Regions from separate parts of the Homo sapiens genome. Here region 1 is linked to region 2. Evidence: chromatin contacts called from ENCODE Hi-C or POLR2A ChIA-PET data. All regions are on one chromosome and are shown on one strand. Each heading gives the region's core, a stretch centred on a gene start or an enhancer-like site at or near the end of the contact. The rest is flanking DNA. Distances are from core to core; before and after follow the strand shown.

Evidence for each region. A loop is a pair of places that touch in the nucleus more often than their neighbours do. ChIA-PET counts read pairs that join two places held with the same protein, here RNA polymerase II (POLR2A). Pooled maps may share reads with other maps.
Region 1: a loop to region 2 is called in a pooled map, with 4 times the contacts of the local background. The contact joins the enhancer-like site here to the promoter of ZNF3 in region 2. A Hi-C loop is called at or near these places in 5 of 50 pooled maps. POLR2A ChIA-PET finds 5 or more read pairs at or near these places in 4 of 52 experiments (GM12878, H1, activated B cell and 1 more).

Annotation. Positions count from the first base shown.
Region 1 is chr7:100,194,881-100,197,580 of GRCh38, reverse strand. STAG3 (STAG3 cohesin complex component) reads right to left here. Exons shown (of 34, transcript NM_001282717.2): 9 at 2,199-2,272; 10 at 302-425. Among named protein-coding and RNA genes, the nearest start is that of STAG3, 18 kb to the right of the region's middle. Within about 2 kb of position 1,365, at least 4 of the 41 ENCODE cell types and tissues checked have a DNase peak (open chromatin) inside an H3K27ac peak, as active enhancers do; they include GM12878, where a contact is called at or near this core.
Region 2 is chr7:100,080,389-100,083,088 of GRCh38, reverse strand. It overlaps ZNF3 (zinc finger protein 3), which reads left to right and starts at 1,366. Exons shown (of 6, transcript NM_032924.5): 1 at 1,366-1,454. RefSeq lists a silencer at 958-1,037 and enhancers at 140-1,121, 1,278-1,427.

The DNA of each region.
Region 1 (2,700 bases), core at 116-2,615, 110 kb before region 2:
ATGAGAAGGATCCTTTGGCTGCCCCTTAGCACCTGCATTACCATCCATCAATAACTCTCTTCCATGGGAAAGTCTCTCTCCCCGTACCTCAGGTTTTGAGTCATTTCATCTCCTGGGTATGTCTCTCTCTACCTTATCCTACTCTCCCCAGTGCTAGGGGAATTTCAAGGTTCAGCGCCTTGATGGGTTCATCATTGGTCACTAGGTAAAATATCTCAGTGGCAGGCCCAGGAAAAGGTGAAATGTCCTAGGACAGGAAAAAGATGAAGGAAACGGAAAGGGAAACTGACTCGAATCCCACCTTATCATGCAGAGTCCAACCAATATATTTTAAATAGCTGTCGGTGAGGAAAGACGTGCTGTAGCTTTGCATCCAACACCCAATTTCCTCAATGCAGATAGCACGGATCTCAGGAAGGACATCCCTAGACACAGACAGATAAGTTGACTCTTAGAGCCACCCTCTCTCCAAACTCACTTTCCATCCTACCAGATAACTCCCTCTCATGGAAGAATTTATTTTCTTGAAATGCCATGTACCCCATGCCTTTCATTTCTTCCTCCCGATGTAAATACTATATATATAGTAAAATACATGTAAATATTTTTTTTAAGGGATAGGATCTCTTGCTATGTTGCCCAAGCTGGCCTTGAACTCCTGGGTTCAAGTCATCTTCCCACTTTGGCCTCTCAAGTAGCTAGGACTACAAAAATGTGCCATACCCAGTTAGTAAATATTTTCTTTCTGTTACCAAACCATAAAATAGTTAAACACCAGCCTTGTACAGCCTAATTCTCCACTCCACCTGTTGCCCAGGCTGGAGTGCAGCGGCACAATCTCAGCTCACTGCAACCTCTACCTCTCGGGTTCAAGTGATTCTCCTGCCTCAGCCTCCCGAGTAGCTGGGATTACAGGTGCACCACCACGCCCAGCTTCCTTTTTGTATTTTTAGTAGAGACGGGGTTTTGCCATGTTGGCCAGGCTGGTCTCGAACTCCTGACCTCAAGTGATCTGCCTGTCTTGGCCTCCCAAAGTGCTGGGGTTACAGGTGTGAGCCACTGCACCCGGTCTCCATACCTCTTTTAAAAACCAATTTTGAAAGTTCATTCAGGCTGGGCATGGTGGCCAAAAATTAGCCAAGCATGGTGGTGGGCGCCTGTAGTCCCAGCTACTTGGGAGGCTGAGGCAGAAGAATCGCCTAAACCCGGGGGGTGGGGCTTGCCGTGAGCCGAGATCGCACCACTGCACTCCAGCCTGGGCAACACAGTGAGACTCCGTCCCTGCCAAAAAAAAAAAAGTTAATTCAACTGTTGGCCAAAGTGTGTGAGTGTGTTTTAATTCCACATTAAGAAAAGGTTACATCAGCTGAAAGGCTCTGGAGAGGCAGAAGTGAAACCTAGGTAAGAGTGAGAAACATCTACAATTTTTTTTTTCTTTTTTTTCTTTTTTTGAGATGGAGTTTCACTCTTGTTGCCTAGGCTGGAGTGCAATGGCGTCATCTCAGCTCACCGCAACCTCCACCTCCTGGGTTCAAGCGATTCTCCTGCCTCAGCCTCCTGAGCAGCTGGGATTACAGGGATGCGCCACCACACCCGGCTAATTTTGTATTTTCAGTAGAGATGGAGTTTCTCCATGTTGGTCAGGCTGGTTGTGAACTCCTGACCTCAGGTGATCTGCCTGCCTTGGCCTCCCAAAGTGCTGGGATTACAGGCGTGAGCCACCACGCCCGGCCTACATATATTCTTTTTAACTTAATTTGATCAGGTCATTAAACAGTATAAAACTCCCCTGCCCTTCGCACAGTGAGACAGCAGGCTGGGCCAGGAGAAGGCTCACCAGGCAGCAGGCATCCCTCAGAAAAGCCCCGCCTTTCTATTCTCTGCTCTTATCCTCAAGTCTCCAACCCCAGAAAGATGAGGAGTTGGGGCAGATCTGGGGCAAAGCCAGAGCAGGAAAATACTCAGCAATGCTTTATTCTCTTATTTTCTCCCAGAAGCACTTACAAGATCCTTTGTAGGTGGTGATAAACTAAACCTCACCAATTTGAAACATTTGTTGTCAAGAATTTTTGCTCCAGCTGCATTAATTCTGGGACTAACCAAATAACTAAGGGTTGGAGGGGGGAAAACCTTATTCACTTCCTCAGATTCCATAACCAAAGGCCAGCTGCTTCAATGAGAGAGGCCCATTAGCTCACCTGTACCGATGAACAAAGACACCCCTGAAGAGGGCATTCATCATCCCCTCAATCTCCTCTTGATGCTCTTGGAGCTGGAGGACAGGGAGAAACGGGTTAATCTTTCTTGTACCCTAACAAGCATAAGGCCCTGAAGATACAGAAAAACTACAACTTCCACCTACTTCCTGTTTATTATAGGATAGTGTGAACCCCCGTAATCCTATGCTCTCTTTTAAACCTTCTAATTCTGGAAGAAGCTGTATAGTCAACTAATGCCTCAGAGGTTTGTGTTTAGTAAAAATAATAACCCCTCTGCATGTGGTTATTCGGACTATTCAGAAGCCCTAGCTGGCATTATACAGGTGTATCTCGCTTTATTGCACTTTATTGATTTGCAGACATTGTGGATTTTTTTTAAACAAACTAAAGGTGTGTGACAACCCTGCATTGAGCATACCTATCAGTGCCATTTTTCTAATAGTATATCCTCACTTTGTGTCCCTGTGGCACATTTTGGTAA
Region 2 (2,700 bases), core at 117-2,616:
TAGACAGTACACCCTGGGAGAGAGAGAGATAGAGAGAGAGTTAGTTCAGGGAGGGCTGCTCCTAAGGATGAAACAGCAAAGGCTGGCTCTAGAGAGACCCCCTTTGTAAGGGGTCTTACACGATTATTCATAAGGGGGTGGGAGAAGTGTTACTAGTAAGTATGTTCTGGGTGGTCCTCTAGGTGCACATGCGCAGTGGGTGTACAGGCTTGTTCATACATTGCATGTTTCATTAGCATCTTAAATTTCCACCCAGGGGCGTGTTTTTTACCAAGATAATGAGCAAAGGGTCAGTTTGAGGACAGGTGAAATCAAAATGCGCATGCTCCCTACAGGGGAAAGTCCCTACTGGAGAGCGCTCAGCTTGAATGAGCTCAATTACAATGCGAATGCTGGGGCTTACTGTGTTGACTGCGGTCACCACGGTTGCCGCGTCTCCAGGACACGGTCACTTCCTTGACTATCCCCGCCTCGCTTCCACCTGTAGCTTCCTTTTTTTTTTTTTTGAGACAGTCTCACTCTGTGGCCAGCCTGGAGTACAGTGGTGCGATGTCGGCTCACTGCAACCTCCGCCTCCTGGGTTCAAGCGATTCTCCTGTCTCAGCCTCCAGAGTAGCTGGGATTACAGGCGTCTGCCACCACGCCCGGGTAATTTTTTTGTATTTTTAGTCGAGACGGGGTTTCGCCATGTTGGCCAGGCTGGTCTCGAACTCCTGACCTCAGGTGATCCGCCCGCCTCGGCCTCCTAAAGTGCTGGGATTACAGGCGTGAGCCTCCGCGCCCGGCCGGTAAGCTTCCTCTTCTCTGCTCTCATCACCTGTACACGGGTTTTTTCCTCATGTCAACTCTGTGATGGACTGGAATGTTTTCTTCAGATGTGGGTAATTTAAAGGGGGCATTTTTACAAGAAACAAAAAAAACTCGGTTTGTTCGGAGGCAAGTTTTAAATCAGGGTTCATTTTTTAATATTGATGAATCCTTCAATAATTGTATGTTTACTGCTGCCCTTCGCGAGCCAGCCTGAGAAGCGCGGGCTCGACATCCCCGCGCGCCCCCGCCGCCCGCCCCCAAGGCCGGCGACGCTGGAGCACATGTCCTGAGGCCCAGGACCGTGGTCGGCCGCTTTCGCACATTCGTGGCCAGCAGAGGGCGCAGCCGGCCAGCCCCCGCAGCGAAAGATCCCCGAGTGCCGCGTCAGCGATCGCGCTCCTTGCCCTCGCCGCCTGCCAGCCGCCCTGAGTCAGCAAACCACAGAGAGGCGAGGACCTCCCATTTTCCTAGACAGAACAAGTGGGCGTTGGGGGTACGGGTGAGTGGCAAGAACAACCGACCCGGAAGCGAAACGAGGGGGAACTTCCGTTCTTTGTTCTGTCCCCGGTGTGTGGGTCTGTGACAGGGTCCAACAGGGCCTGGTCCGTGTCCGGTCCCCCAAATCTGTCGTCCCTGCCCCCAGGGTGAGTCCACGCGTCCCCGGGTCTCGCGGTGAGACGGAGGCTGTGGTCGCCGGGGAAGGGGGTGGTGTCTGTGCCACTGCGGCCCGCAGGGTCCCCCGGCCGGCCCGGAGCAGGGTTCGGGGAGGCGCCCCTCCGTCCCCTGCAGCCCGTCCTCTACTCCGCTTCCCCAGGGATCCCCCTAGCCTAGCGGGATCCTGCGTAGGGGTTAGTAATGGGGCTCCGGTTCTGGTTTTGTGACTTTAACGGCGACCCAGCTGGAGCGTTTAAAAGTTTCAGCAGAGCGGTAGGGGCGCCTCTCTCTTGAAAGCAGCTAATGACAGCGACCCTAACTTGGTATTTCTCCCAGACGTTTTTATTTGATGTTAACACAGTTATTCGCGCCCGTGGCAGGAGAGGAAGTTTATTTTTACGCAGCTGGGTCCAAGGATCAGAGAAATTCTGCTAAGCGTACGCAGTTAGCACGAGGGCTGGGAGTGGGTGCAGACGCCGATTCCAGGGGTAATCCTGCTGGAGCCCAGTGCATCGCGTGATACACCTGGCTCAGGCTCCGTTTTCAGTTGTATTAGATTCCTGGTTTGATCCTCTCTCCGGAAGTGGGATTGAATCCACATCGGTGTTTACACTCTGAAGGGCTTTTGTAAACTCCAGGAGAAGATAGCAGAGTGATGAACCTGAAACCGATGGGCTAATTAGAGGAACGAGCGTATTATTTTCTCCAGAAAAGACATCTGTGGAGAGTGGGCATCATTTGATTATACGTGTTTGATGGACAGTCGGGTGGAAGGAGAAGATTCTGTTATTGAAGCTCTTTTTTTAAAAAAATTAATTTTTATTTATTTTTGAGACTGTCTCTGGAGTGCAGTGGCGCGATCTCGGCTCACTGCAACCTCCGCCTCCCGGTTCAAGCGCTTCTCCTGCTTCAGCCTCCCGAGTGGTTGGGACTACAGGCGCCCGCCACCACCTCCGGCGAATTTTTTGTATTTTTAGTAGAGACGGGGTTCCGCCCTTTTGGCCAGGCTGGTCTGCAACTCCTGGCCTCAAGTGATCCACCTGCCTTGGCCTCCCAAAGTGTTGGGATTACAGGCGTTAGCCACCGCGCCCGGCCTTTTTTTTTTTTTTCCTTTTAAAATGTTTGTGTGTGTATTAAGGTCTTGCTCTGTTGCCCCCGGCTGGAGTGCCGTGGTGCCATCATGGCTCACCATAGCCTGGAACTCCTGGGCTCAAGTAATCCTCCCACCTCAGCCTC